2 separate regions of the Homo sapiens genome follow, and region 2 is linked to region 1. A link is a contact called in ENCODE Hi-C or POLR2A ChIA-PET data. All regions are on one chromosome and are shown on one strand. Each heading gives the region's core, a stretch centred on a gene start or an enhancer-like site at or near the end of the contact. The rest is flanking DNA. Distances are from core to core; before and after follow the strand shown. Region 1 holds the start of PHPT1 (phosphohistidine phosphatase 1). Region 2 holds the start of NOXA1 (NADPH oxidase activator 1).

Region 1 (6,379 bases), core at 8-2,507:
CGAGTGTGGGAAAGGGATAGGCAGTGCCTGGGGATGCCAAACCCACCATCCCGACCGCCCTTGGGGGCTCCCCTGGGGAGAGGCGACCTCCACAGGCAAGCAAACCTTGATGGTGGATCCTGGGGCCTGAGGCGCCCAGAGGGACGCACGTGGGTCTCATCTGCTGGTGGTTTTTGTGAAGAGCACAGGTGGGGACTCTGAGCTCCACCCAGGTACTGACTGCCTCTGGGGGCCCAGGGCCCAAAGTGCTGGAGGACAGCTAGAGCCCAGCAAGGCCTCCCAAGGCAGGGAGAGGAGACAGCCGGCCATGTCTGGGGGTGTCCGTCCCACCCCTCAGGTCTGGCGTGTGCTCCATGGGGGAATGCAGGAACACAATGGGCCCTGGAGGGAGGGCTCTGCCGCCGACCCTGGGAGAACCCCAGGAAGCCTGCGTGCTCAGCTGGGGCCACGGGTCAGGGCAGCAGGCTCAGGTGGGCCTCGAAGCTGGTACTGGGGCCTCCGGCAGGGCGGGACGGGGCTGCGGCTCACCATGGAATAGCCGTACACGTGAATCTTCTTGTCCTGACTCTGGTGGGAGATGCGCCCGCCGCCCAGACACTCACAGTCGCAGCCTTGCTTCTGCATGTCGCCCGACACTTTGTCGTAGATGTCCGCTGGGATGGGAGGGCGGCCTCAGGACGTGCCCTGGCCGCCCTTGGAGGCCGCGGGAGGAACTCCCAGCCGAAGGGGTCTGAAATCCCAGCTCTGAACAGCCCCTTCCCCAGGAGAGACGAAGCCCCTTGAGGCTGGGACAGGGATGAATGAGCGAAGGAGGGTGGAACCGGGGAGGGCGCGGGAACTGGGAGACTGCTGGGGAGGGTGTCAGGCCGTGTCACGCCCTTCCCGCCCAGGACCTCAGCCTGGGTCAAACCTAGCAGGGGCAGGACTCGGAGCAGAGCGCAGTCCGCTACGGCCCGCAGCCCCGCCCCCGCCCCGCCAGCCCCGCCCCTGCCTCGTCAGCCCCGTCTCCGTCCCGCCAGCCCCGCCCCCGCCTCGCCAGGCGTGCCCCTGGCATGCCCGCAGGTCCCGCCCTCACCATGGTACTCAGCCCACTTGTAGCCGCGCACGATCTCCTTGCTCTCTGCAGCCGGAGCCCCGGAGCGGGGAGCCGAGTGGACTCGGATCAGCACATACTTGAAGACGCCGTCGGAGTCGATGTCCACATCAGGAATGAGAGCGAGGTCCGCCACCGCCATGTTCCTCCTCCCGGAGTCCCCTCCTCCCACCCGACCCGGGGGCCGCTTGTACTGCGGGAGGCGGGCTCTGCGAGAGCGACGACCAATCCCGTCGGGGAATGCTTCCCAAGGCCCAGCGCCTCAGCCAATTGTACCGCCGACCGAGGCACGTGCTGACCAATCGCAATCCAGTTCCTTGCCGCCTTGCGGCTCCGCCAGCCCCGCTTAAAGGAAACGTGGAATCGGGAATGGGTGGTGATGAAATCCAGCCAACGGAGAAGTTCCTCTCCAGCGGGGTCCGGTGGCACCCTTGGAACGGGGCAGTTAGGCGGCCCGCGAGGCTGGGGCAACGAGGGAGGCCTGAGGGACTTGCCAGCCCTGACCTCCTGTCCCGCACGTAGTCCGAAGACCACCCTCCCCGTGGCCCCCACCGCCCAAAGGCCTCCCTCTCTCCCCCTCCCACCGCCCGAAGGCCTCCCCCCTCCCCGCTCTCCACCGCCCGAAGGCCTCGCTCTCCACCCCCTCCACCGCCCGAAGGACTCCCTCTCTTCCCCGTCCACCGCCCGAAGGCCTCTCCCTTTCTCCTCTCCACCGACCGAAGGCTTCCGTCCCCAACCCCGCTACCGGTACAAGGAGGCAACGGCAGCCGCTACATTCAAGTTCTATTTTACTTGGTTCGAAAGCTCTTGCCCCCTGGAAATTATTCCGGTCCAGGGGCGTTCCCGGCCGGCCCTCAGGGGTGGGGCCGAATGCAGAGGCCCTGGGGTAGGGGGCGCGGGGCGCGGCGGCGGGTGGGCAAGCGGGACGCCTGGCCGGTGCAGACGCGCGGGGACGAGATGGGCGTGCCGGGTGCGAAAGCAGGAGCGGAGGCGGGGGTGCCCAATTTCTCTCACTTGGTGCCCCCTCCCCTGGCTCCGAAGTAGGGCTGGGGACTCCAGGAGGGCCCTTGCGTTTGGCCTCCACCCCTCTCCCGCATACCCCACCCTCCAGAGAGCTCTGGGCGCGGACCAGGGTGCACTTGGGGGACAGGTGGAGGCCGGGCCGCCGGGCTTGCGCCTCCACGCCCGCAGTACGGCGTGCGGCCAGAGCGGGTGTGCGGGGACCTCTCGGGACAGGTCAAGCCCCCTCGGGTGGGCTTCCACGCTTACCAACTAGCTCTCTCCCTCACCTGCTCGCACCACGCTTTGCCCTCCAGGCTCCCACCTGGGAACGCCCCGTCCCTTGGTCCTTCCTCTCCTAGCCAGGTGTCAGCTCTGGCCAGGCCCAGGTGCTCTGCTTCCCCTGTTCAGGTCCCCTGCCCCTTCGGCTGGGAGACTTGCATATCGGCCTGAAGACCTCCCTGCGGTTTTTCCCAGCTCCTGCAGGGCCCAGACTGCAGCGGCTGGAGGCGAAGGGACGGCAGGGCGCGTGGCGTGGTTAGTGTGCTGGCTCCGACCAGCGGGAACGCACTGCGCACCGTCCGCCCTGCCCACCGCCTCGGCGGGACGCGCTCGCGCACACGGACGCACAGAGGTCGACCAGGGTGTTCTCCAGCGAGGAGGCAACACAGCCGCGGGAGGCGGGGCGGGGCGTGTTTAAAGTGACAGACTGGGCTTTGGTTACGTCGGGCTTCTGGACGAGGGGAAACCGGAGTCGGGGAGGCTCCAGCGAGAGCCCCGCGGACCGACGGGGACCGGATCTCTACGGGTGGGGTCTGTGCAGTAGTGACCCCTCCGAGTGAAGGCAGAGCTCGGCGGTCCTCAGGCCCACCCCGCCTCCCAGCGGGGAGCACCGAGGGCGAGGACCGACTTCTTCTGGGGATCCTCGAGGGCGAGCTGGGAGAGGGAGGAGGCCCGGAGGAGGGAGAGGGGTTGCTGGGGGTGGGAAGGCGAAGGGCCTGTGAGGAACACTACGGGGACGAAGGGCCGGGGGGTGGGGGCCTGGGCGGAGCTGGAGGCCGAACTGAGCGGAGCTTGGAAGGCTGGGGAATTAGAGGCGGGGCCTAGAAGAAGTCGGGGTGGGGCCCTGGCGGGGCTCGGGGGCGGCCCTGGGTGGGCCGGGCGGGGCCTGAGTGGGCAGGGCAGGGTTCGGGCCAGCGCCTGGGCTAGGCCTGGTGGGCCCGGCGCCTCACATGATGTCGTCCAGCAGGTTGGCGCTGGCCACCCAGTCGAGCGCGCGCGGCTCGGAGGCGGCCATGATCATGCACATGAAGGGGCGGCCGGTGCGCCGGTCCGTGGGGTAGATGGTGGTGGGCGTGAAGCGCCTGTTGGCCTCGACGAACTCGCAAAGCTGCTCGTAGACGCGCGGGAACTCGTGGCGCAGGAAGACGCCGCGCAGCCGCAGCTCGCGCTGGATGTGGATGAAGGCCACCTCGCGCGCGCGCCGGCCCGCCTCGCCGTCCTGATCCAGGCCCGCCGTGCCCGGCGGTGGCGTCAGGATCAGCGTCTCCATGTCGGGCTCGCGGCTCCGCGCCGGGGGCGGCCGCGCGGGGCTGCCGGCCGCCAGCGCTACCTTGGCGAACTTGCGCACTGTTGGCCCGTGGCTGCGTGGCGCGGGCGCGGGCAGGGCCGGTGTCCCCGGTGGCGCGGTGCCGGGTCCCACGGCCACGGACACGCTGAGCAGGAAGCACTCTGCCGGTTCGTAGAGGCGCCCAGCGGCCGCCAGCTCGCGCGCGTAGCTGCCCAGGGGCGCCGCGTGTGTGGCCAGCTCACGCAGCGATAGGTAGGTGGGGGATAGCAGCAGCCCCTCCAGGCCAAAGCGCAGGAAGTTGTCGGCCGAGCCTGGACTTGGGAAGCCCAGGAAGAGCACGCCGCGGCCGCGCGACAGGAAGCCGACACGCGCGATGCGCGAGAAAGCGCGGTGCACCGGGCCGCTGTCGCGGCAAAACTGCAGTACGTGGCGGCACACGCTGCCCACGCGGCCGTACACGCAGCGCGCCTTGTGGGCGTCCCAGTCCTCGCGGCGGCACAGGCGCGAGCAGTAGTAGGTGTAGCAGCTGTGGCAGGACTTGAAGTAGAGGCAGGCGTTGAACATGGTCTCGGTGCGCCGGCAGCGCGCATTGGAGCAGGTCATCAGGTCGTCCTCGTCGGCGCTGGGTTCGGGGGACGCGTCGGCCGCCTCTCCCGGGGCCGCGGGCTCCTCGGCGCTGCCGGCCGAGGCGGGGGGCGAGCGTGGCGGCGCCAGCGCGGGGGCCCCGGAGCCCGCGGGCCGCGAGTCCAGCAGTCGGCGCAGTTGGGGGCCCAGGCAGTCGGCCGCGGGCTCTGAGGCCTGGCCGGCGGTGGGTCGCGAGTCGATGACCAGGTCCGTGATGAGCTCGTCCAGCTGCTCTAGGCTCCGCTGGCGGCCAGAGGTGGGGCCGTCGGGGGCCGCGTGGGGAGGTGGCCGCGTGCGGCCCCCGGGCAACTCCCAGGCCCTGGCGCTCGGGCGCTCGGTGGCGCGCAGGTCATTGTCAGTGATGGTGATCTCGGGCGTCACGTACCAGTTGCGGCCCAGGCCCTCGCCCGCGCGGCCCTTCTCCGTCAGCGACGTCTCGGACAGGGACAGTGCGGCGTAGCGTCTGGGAGAGGTGGACAGGTTCACGACGACGGGCGGGCGCCGGCCTTCGGGGGACACGCCTCGCGGCTCCCGCACCTCGCGCCCCAGCAGGTTCTCGTAGCTGCGGCCGCGGCCCAACGGGTCTTCTCGGCGCGGCCCCGGGGCCAGAATGTTGTCCCAGGAGCGCGAGTAGTGGCGGCTGTCGGTGGCCAGCCGGGGCGGACTGGTGCCGGTGCCGCCGTGCCAGGAGGCGAGCAACGGGTCGGGGTCAGAGGGCGGCACCACTTGCAGGGTGCGGTACGGTCGCGGGCCCCAGTCCGCCCAGGCCGGGCTGCTGCGCGGGTGCGGGTACGTCCGAGCCAGGACGTCACGCTCGCGGTACCTTCCGAAGTCCTCCGTGTAAAAGGGGCGGGCGGTGGAGTGGGCCCGGGGCTCCTCGGGGACATAGCGGGGCCCGTAGGGCAGGCCGTAGGCTCGTGGAGCCTCCCCATAGTAGGAGCGGGAGGGCGGTTCCTGGATTGGGAAGGTGCGCACCTCTCCTGCGTAGTAGCCGCCCATGCGCCTTGGACTGGGCCCCGAGAGCTCCTCGGACGGATAGGGCCTGGGGTAGTAGGCGTCGAAGGTTGGGCCGGGACTGGCTGCAAAGCTGCCCCGGAAGCCTTGGGGCTCCTCTGTATAGAAGAACTGGGTGGGGCCCGGCGGGGTGGTGAAGGGCAGACTGCGGCGCTCGGCGTAGTCCCGGGGCCCAGGCAGGGGCCCGTCGCAGTAGAACGCCCGGGGATCCGCACAGTATGAGTCGCTGGGCGTCGGGGTGCGCGACAGCGCCATGTGGCGGGGCCCGGGCACCGTGAGGCCGTGGAACTGCGGGGCGGGGCGGGCCCAGTGCGCGGCCTCGGTGGGCCCGCAGGACCGCGAGCCCCGGGTGGCGTGCTGGAGCACTGCGTCGTCTGGCTTGATGTCCAGGCGGCAGCGCACGTGGGGGGCGGGACCCGCGGGTGGCTCGGGCGGTGCGCAGCGGCCCGCGGCGGCGCACAGGGGCGCGACGCGGCCGGGGCCGCCCCGCTGCGGCTGCAACTTGATGGGATGCAGCTCGTTGGCAAGGGCGCGGAGCGCCGGGTACGCGGGCTCCCGGCGCGGCGATGCCTCGGCCCGCGCCGCACGCTGGGCCTCCCGCCCTCGGCGGGGCAACACCGGCGGCGAGGCGGGCGCGGGCGTCAGGCCCGGGGGCGCGCGGGGCGCACTCTTGGAGCGGGCGCGGCGGCGTGGCTCGGCTTCGCGGGTCCGGGCGCGCGGCACAGCGGACTCCGGCGGCGGTGGCTCCGGCAGGGTCTCCATGGCCGGCCCGTCCAGCGCCTCCAGGAAGTCGAAGCTGCGGCAGTGGCGCTTGTTGAAAGGCGCGGGCTCAGCAGGCCGGGCCACGGATCGCTCACATGGCGAGCACTTGGACGCGGGTCCCGGGGTCGCCACCTTGATGTCCTGGTACACGGTCGACACCAGCAGGTCCGGAGGGTCCGTACGGGTCATCTTAAAAGAGGTCCCCAGGCTGGCGGCTCCAGCTCACACTGCCTTGCGGGGCTTTTGCCCTGGGGGGAGACGCGGGTCAGGGCGGCCCCCTCCGCAGCCCAGGCCCCGCTACTCCCCCACGCTGGCCC
Region 2 (6,353 bases), core at 2,628-5,127, 570 kb before region 1:
TCATGAGCACTGTTCATCTGCTCGTAGTTCTCACACCCGTGAGCCTGTCGCTAGCGTGCATGAATTTGTGCTTGAAAAAATATGTATGTTATTTTTGTCTATTTTATCGGCCAATGAAGGGTTCCGTCGTGTTTTTATGTTTCTCAAATAAATCCCTTTAAAATATGTAAATAGGCTGGGCGAGGTGGCTCATTCCTGTAATCCCAGCACTTTGGGAGGCCGAGGCGGGTGGATCACCTGAGGTCAGGAGTTCGAGACCAGCCTGGCCAACATGGTGATGCCCAGTCTCTACTAAAAATACAAAAATTAGCCAGGCGTGGTGGCACATGCCTGTAATCCCAGCTACCCGGGAGGCTAAGGCAGGAGAATCGCTTGAACCCAGGAGGCGGAGGTTGCAGTGAGCCGAGATCGCACAATTGCACTCCAGCCTGGATGACAGAGCAAGGCTCCTTCTCAAAACAATTTTTAAAAAGTAAATAAATATCTTTTACAGAATTTTATTTTTTCTAGAATTATATTTTTTGGGATTTTAGATTTGAGGGGTTTTGATATTTCAGGATTGCGAGGCTCTCGGGACTGTGATCCACTTCCCCACAGAGCCTGCCCTCCTGGGATGGGGCCTGTGAGTGTCTAGCAGAGAGGCCGAGGCATGGCCTGGTCTGCAGTCCCGATGGTCTCCTTTCCCTCATTCCTCCTTTAGGAAGGGACATGGTGCAGAGAGCCCAGGTAAGCAGTGAGGACCCCACGACCTGTGTCCAAGGGTGGCGCTCAGCAGAGGCGAGGGCCACAGTCTCAGGTTTCCCTGGAGCCAGGAACCATGGAGGAGGGGGTGGGCAAGAGGAGGGAGTGGATGGAGAGGGAGGAGGAGGAGGTGCAGGAGTGGACTCTGCAGGGAGACAAAGGGCCGTCAGAGAAGGAACAAGGCACCCCTGTACTCACCTTGCCAGCTGGAAGTTGGCCACTCCTCGCTGGAAGAAGCCAACCGCCATGCAGGTGTCCTTGGTCACGGCTTGGTCAAATGCCTGGGGACAAAAATGCCCACGGGATGCCAAGGTCTGTAACCTGGTCACGCAGCATCACAGATACAGCGTGATGGGTGACAGGGCCACGGAATTCCGTCAGCCCCTGGGGACCCCCCACAGCCCCTCCTGCTCCTGTCCAGGAACCTTCGGAGCCCCTGCCTGGGCAGGGCTGTCGCCACTCAGGTTGCCACAGCCCACCCAACCCCAACCCGTCCAAGGCGCAGAGCCCACTGAGGTGCTGCTAAAACCAATGTGTTTACCATGAGCACAAGGACAGAGGCCAGAAAAAAGTGTTCCAGTATGTTAATAATAGTTACCTCTGGGGAGTGGGGTTATGCAAGATTTTTGTCTTTTAAAAATCCTTTTTTTTTTTTTTGAGACGGGGTCTCGCTCTGTCACCCAGGCTGGAGTGCAGTGGCTCGATCTTGGCTCACTGCTGCCTCCGCCTCTGGGTTCAAGACATTCTCAAACTCCTGACCTCAGGCAACCTTGGCTGTCACATACTGGAGACGAGATAACGCAGTCCAGATCCCAGAGTCAGCAGCTAAAGAACTGCATTACAGGCCGGGCATGTTAGCTCACGCCTGTAATCCTAGCATGTTGGGAAGCTGAGGTGGGCGGATCACCTGAGGTCAGGAGTTTGAGACCAGCCTGGCCAACATGGTGAAACCCCATCTCTACTAAAAATACAAAAATTAGCTGGGCATGGCGGCACGCGCCTGTAGTCCCAGCTACTCGGGAGGTTGAGGCAGGAGAATCGCTTGAACCCGGGAGGTAGAGGTTGCAGTGAGCCAAGATCGCACCACTGCACTCCAGCCTGCAAGACAGAGCGAGATTCCGTCTCAAAAAATAAATAAAATAAAAATCCTTTTTTGATAGTTCATGCAAAATGACACCCTAGAAATCTATTAGAATCAGAAAGAACAACACACGTCTTCATGTGTTTATCTGTGTGTAAAGCACAGCTCTTCCTTAAACCAGACTCAGGAGGACACAGAAGGTTCTGAACAGGGACCGTGGCCATCAGTTAAATGTGTGTGACAGGAAGGGTGCTACGGTCTCTTTCACAAATCTGGCTGAGTGGGGGCTTGTCGTTGAACCAAGTTCACACAGGTGTGAAGTGTGGCGGCTGAGCACAGGCACGCAGCCCTGATGTGGGGTGGCGGCTCAGGGCCAGCAGAACCCACCTGTCTGCCCCAAACGTCACGCAAGGCTCCTAACAAGAGACAGCAGTTCCAGCGACACCCTCTGCACCCTGGGCTGCCCCTCACGTGATCGGCTTTATGAATCATAGCTGTTCCATCTGCTTTCCTAAGTTCCCATATTCCTAACATGCATATGCTGTGGGTTAGTCGTATGACTTTCACTGCGTCCCCTCTCTGTAGTGAAACCAGGCACAAGAGCACAAGTGACTGGGTTAGCCCCGGACATAGGATTTGTTGCTGAACCACCTGGTGTCTAAAGATTACATTCCCTTTCTTGGATAACATTTTAAAATGAAATCATTGTGGGCCGGACAAGGTGGCTCACATGTGTAATCCCACCACTATGGGTGGCCGAGGAGGGTGGATCACCTGAGGTCAGGAGTTCAAGACCAGCCTGACCAACATGGTGAAACCCGTTTCTACTAAAAATACTAAATTAGCCAGGCGTGGTAGTGGGCGCCTGTACTCCCAGCAACTAGGGAGGCTGAGGCAGGAGAATTGCTTGAACCCGGGAGGCAGAGGTTGCAGTGAGCCAAGATTGGGCCACGGCACTCCATTCAGCCTGGGTGACAGAACGAGACTCCATCTTTGAAACAAACAAAAAAATGAAATCATTATGGAGGTGATTGTAAATTTGTACGCAGCTTTAAGACACAAGAGAGGGGGGTCTCATGCGCTTTGCCCAGTCTCCTCCAAGGGGGATATTTTGCCAGTCAGGGGCGTGGAGACCCTCCCACAGCGCGCAGTTCCCTCTCCTTTAAATCACTGCTGTCACCGAGCCTTCAGTAACCGTGGGCACCTGCCTGCTTCTGCGGGGTGCTTGGGACTGAGCGGGGGTGGGCAGCGCTGGCGTTTGGGATGCGCAGGAACAGGCGGCCCCGGAACGCGAGGGGGCACGAGAAGGGCACCGGGCTCCGTGCAGGGCCTCGGCCGCTGCACCCTGGCACCCTGGACTCCTGGCTGTTTCGGGGAGTGGGCTGGGGGAGGGCTGAGGGCTCTGAGGAGGAGACTGACCCGGTCTCCCGGCCATGACCACAGGCGCAACGCTTTCCCCTTAGGGCAGGGCGGTCCCTCGGGCCTGACCCAGCCCAGCAGCTTCCCCCTTCCCGGTGTGAGTCACCCTCGGGCCCCGGCCTCTCCCGGTGACCGCCGCGCCCCCCAGCGCGGCCTCGCTTAGCTCAGGTGCGGCCCCCCTGCTCGGCTCCCACCTGCCGGGGCGTTCGCTGGGTCGGGGGCGGCAGGGCGACCCCGTGACGGTCGGGGAGGGGCGCTGGGCCCTCCCCAGGGGCTCGAGGCGGAGGCGTCGCCCGCACCGGCCTCCCCACGCCCCGCTCACCCGCAGCGCGGCCTCGGGGTCCCCGGCCAGCAGGTGCACGCAGCCCGCGTTGAAGCACAGCCTGGCGGGCGGCGCCGGGACGCCCGAGAAGAGGTGCAAGGCGCGGGCCCAGTCCCCACGATCCACAGCCTGCGCGCCCAGGTGCCAGGCGCGCACCAGGTCCCCCAGAGAGGCCATGGCGGCCGGTGGCGGCGCTCGAGGAGGGGCCAGGATCCCGCGGAGGGGCCGGGGCCGGGGCCAGGCGGCGGCGCGGGGCTGCGGGGTCTCCGAGGCGGGCAGAGGTGCGGGCGCCAAGCGCCAGGTGCAACCCCGCTGCCCCGCGGCGCCCCCTGGCGGCAGGCGCCCGCCCCTCCCCGGTAAGGCCACGCCCCCGCCAGAAACGGCTACGCCCACTCCAGACCCTCAGGCCTCGCCCACCTCCCATTCGGCCCCCGCCCCGGCCGGACTTCCGCCGGGAGCTTTGTGCGCCCGGCTTCCTCGCCCCGCCCGCGCTGGCCTTGGTGCGCCGGATAAAGCCCTCCGGGCCAGCGGCTGCGGTCGGGCCAAGGTTCCGCGCCGGGCGTGGACGGTGTGGGGCGGTCCCGGCCCCGCAGGTGAGCGACCCCGGGCCGCGCGGGCCAGGTGGGCGGTCTGGGCGCCGGGGGCAGAGCGGGGCCGGGCCGGGTGCGCGTCCTGAGGTGAGGGCCGTAGCTGGGAGTGAGCCGGGGGCGGGCCGCCGGCTCTCCCGGGGTGGGGAAACTGAGGCCCCGATGGGGCGGGGAAGGTGCGTTCTCCCGCAGGGCCCCGCTCCGGAGGCCGCCGAGCAGCCGGACGCCGCGGGGAGCTGAGCCGACCCCGGCGACCCCGCCGCCCTGTCCCGCAGGGCCTGCCCTCCTCCGCGCCTTCCGAGCACGGACATCACAGGACCCGGAGGCCCTTCGCTCCCTCGCCGAGGAGGAGGCGCTCCCGGTGGGACGCGCGCGCGCCCGCCCTGCCCTCCCCGGGAGAAGGGACGGGCGCCTCCCTGCAGGGGCCCTGGCTTCCTGTCCACCGGCGCTGAGTCCTGTATTAGTTGTCAACCTAAAATAATTAAAAGGGTCAGAATGTGGTGCCCGGTGGGTTTATTCAGGCACAGAGGTCGAGGGCGGCCTGGGTCACCAGGTGCAACGGAGAACAAAACAGAGGCTCAGGTTTTTAAAGAAAACAGAGCCCATCGGAGAGCAGGTGGTTTCGAACGTTGCCCAGGAGCTCACTGGCTTGTAGAAATGGCATTGGTTCGCGATTGACCACGGCTTGGTGTCATCAGTGGATAGTTACTTGGCTCGAGGGGTAGTGAGGGGCTGCGGTTTCATTTGAAATGCTTTCTGGCACTTAACATCAAGCTTTCTGGGCCCACAGTTTAAAAGGGCTTTACATTCCTCAGATAAATGATTTTTTTCTTTCTCATTTGCCCCCCTTTTGATCAAAATCTTTCTTCTTGAAAGCATTGATTATCAAAATCTGAGGGTCAGAGTGTCCCCTCTTGCTGGGAAGGCTCATTCCCACATAGTCCTGTCCCATGCCAAGCAGGGAAGGAGGAGACATTTCAGGGAGTTTTTTTTTTTTTTTTTTTTTTAAGAACACCACAAACTGAATTGGAATGGCATTACAGGGTGGCAAACATGAGGTCTCAGTGAAGTCATTAATTTATACAACTGCTGTCACCTGTTGAATCATCTCTAGTTTTTAGAAACACCATTAATTTTAATTTTCTCAGAAGTAACACATAGGACTATAACCAATTTGTATGCCAGGATGAAAAAAACAAACCTGTTCCATTAGGGAGACAACTAAAAACATGAAGAAACTAAAATCCATGTTCTTCTTTCTTTTTATTTATTTGTTTACTTAGAAATGGGGTCTTGCTCTGTCACCCATGCTGGAGTGCAGAGGCACGATTCCCACTCATCGCAGCCTTGAACTCTTGGGCTTAAATGATCCTCTTGTCTTAGCCTCCTGAGTACCTGGGAATACAGGTGTTTGCCACCAGGACCGGCTAATTTTAAATTTTTTTGGTAGAGACTAGGTCTTGACACCTTGCCCAGGCTAGTCTCGAACTCCTGAGCCCAAGTGATCCTCTCATCTGGGCCTCCCAAAGTGCTGGGGTTATAGGTGTGAACCTCTGCCCAGCCAGGTTCTTCTTTGAGACTTGTAGCCAGAAGATTGTTCAGGATTTAGTCCAGATTGTAGGAAAATAAAAAATACAATGATCAGGGCTAGAATCCAGTAACAGGTATGCTGTAGTTTTTCTCTGAAACATAATTTTTCTCTACTTCCCCATTTCTACCAAAGATAAATCTTGGTAAGACCAATTTACTTGTAAAATAAATTTTAGGATTATATTTGGCCTGATTATTTGCCTAAAGTACAACAGTGGTGATTGGCCATATAGGCTCCTTTCTAAACTGGCTGGAACTTTGCCATAAGGAATTTCAGACTTTTTTTCCCCACATCAGACAGGTAATGTGCTGGCGTCATAACAGCGTTTGAAGGAGACAGACCCTACACATGAGGCAATCATCATGCTTATGAACTACAAGAGGGTCAGAATAGACCTTTAAAAGCCACTTGAGGGCTGGGCATGGTGGCTCATGCCTGTAATCCCAGCACTTTGGGAGGCCAAGGTGGGAGGATTCATTGAGCCCAGGAGTTTGAGACCAACCTGGGCAACATAGCGAGGTCCCTGTCTCCACAAAAAATTTAAAAATTACCTGGGCATAGTGGTGCTCACCTGTAGTCCCAGCTACTCAGGAGGCTGAAATGGGAGGATCG

What was found. Hi-C counts contacts between places; a loop is a spot of excess contacts on that map. ChIA-PET counts read pairs that join two places held with the same protein, here RNA polymerase II (POLR2A). Pooled maps may share reads with other maps.
Region 2: a loop to region 1 is called in a map with no recorded cell type, with 25 times the contacts of the local background. The contact joins the promoter of NOXA1 here to the promoter of PHPT1 in region 1. A Hi-C loop is called at or near these places in 1 of 37 single-sample maps with no recorded cell type and 7 of 50 pooled maps. POLR2A ChIA-PET finds 5 or more read pairs at or near these places in 1 of 52 experiments (B cell).

What each region holds. Positions count from the first base shown.
Region 1 is chr9:136,844,287-136,850,665 of GRCh38, reverse strand. It overlaps PHPT1 (phosphohistidine phosphatase 1), which reads right to left and starts at 1,257. Exons shown (of 3, transcript NM_014172.6): 1 at 1,076-1,257; 2 at 529-653. The coding sequence starts at 1,235. AJM1 (apical junction component 1 homolog) reads right to left here. Exons shown (of 3, transcript NM_001080482.5): 3 at 1,865-6,310. The coding sequence starts at 6,251. The coding sequence ends at 3,321. RefSeq lists silencers at 936-1,015, 1,406-1,465, 1,646-1,725, 1,806-1,865, 2,086-2,315 and 1 more and enhancers at 1,006-1,285, 6,182-6,379.
Region 2 is chr9:137,420,917-137,427,269 of GRCh38, reverse strand. NOXA1 (NADPH oxidase activator 1) reads right to left here and starts at 3,877. Exons shown (of 14, transcript NM_001256067.2): 1 at 3,564-3,877; 2 at 940-1,022. The coding sequence starts at 3,740. EXD3 (exonuclease 3'-5' domain containing 3) reads left to right here and starts at 4,108. Exons shown (of 22, transcript NM_017820.5): 1 at 4,108-4,156. It also overlaps the pseudogene LOC124902354. RefSeq lists silencers at 3,647-4,206, 4,227-4,366, 4,377-4,516.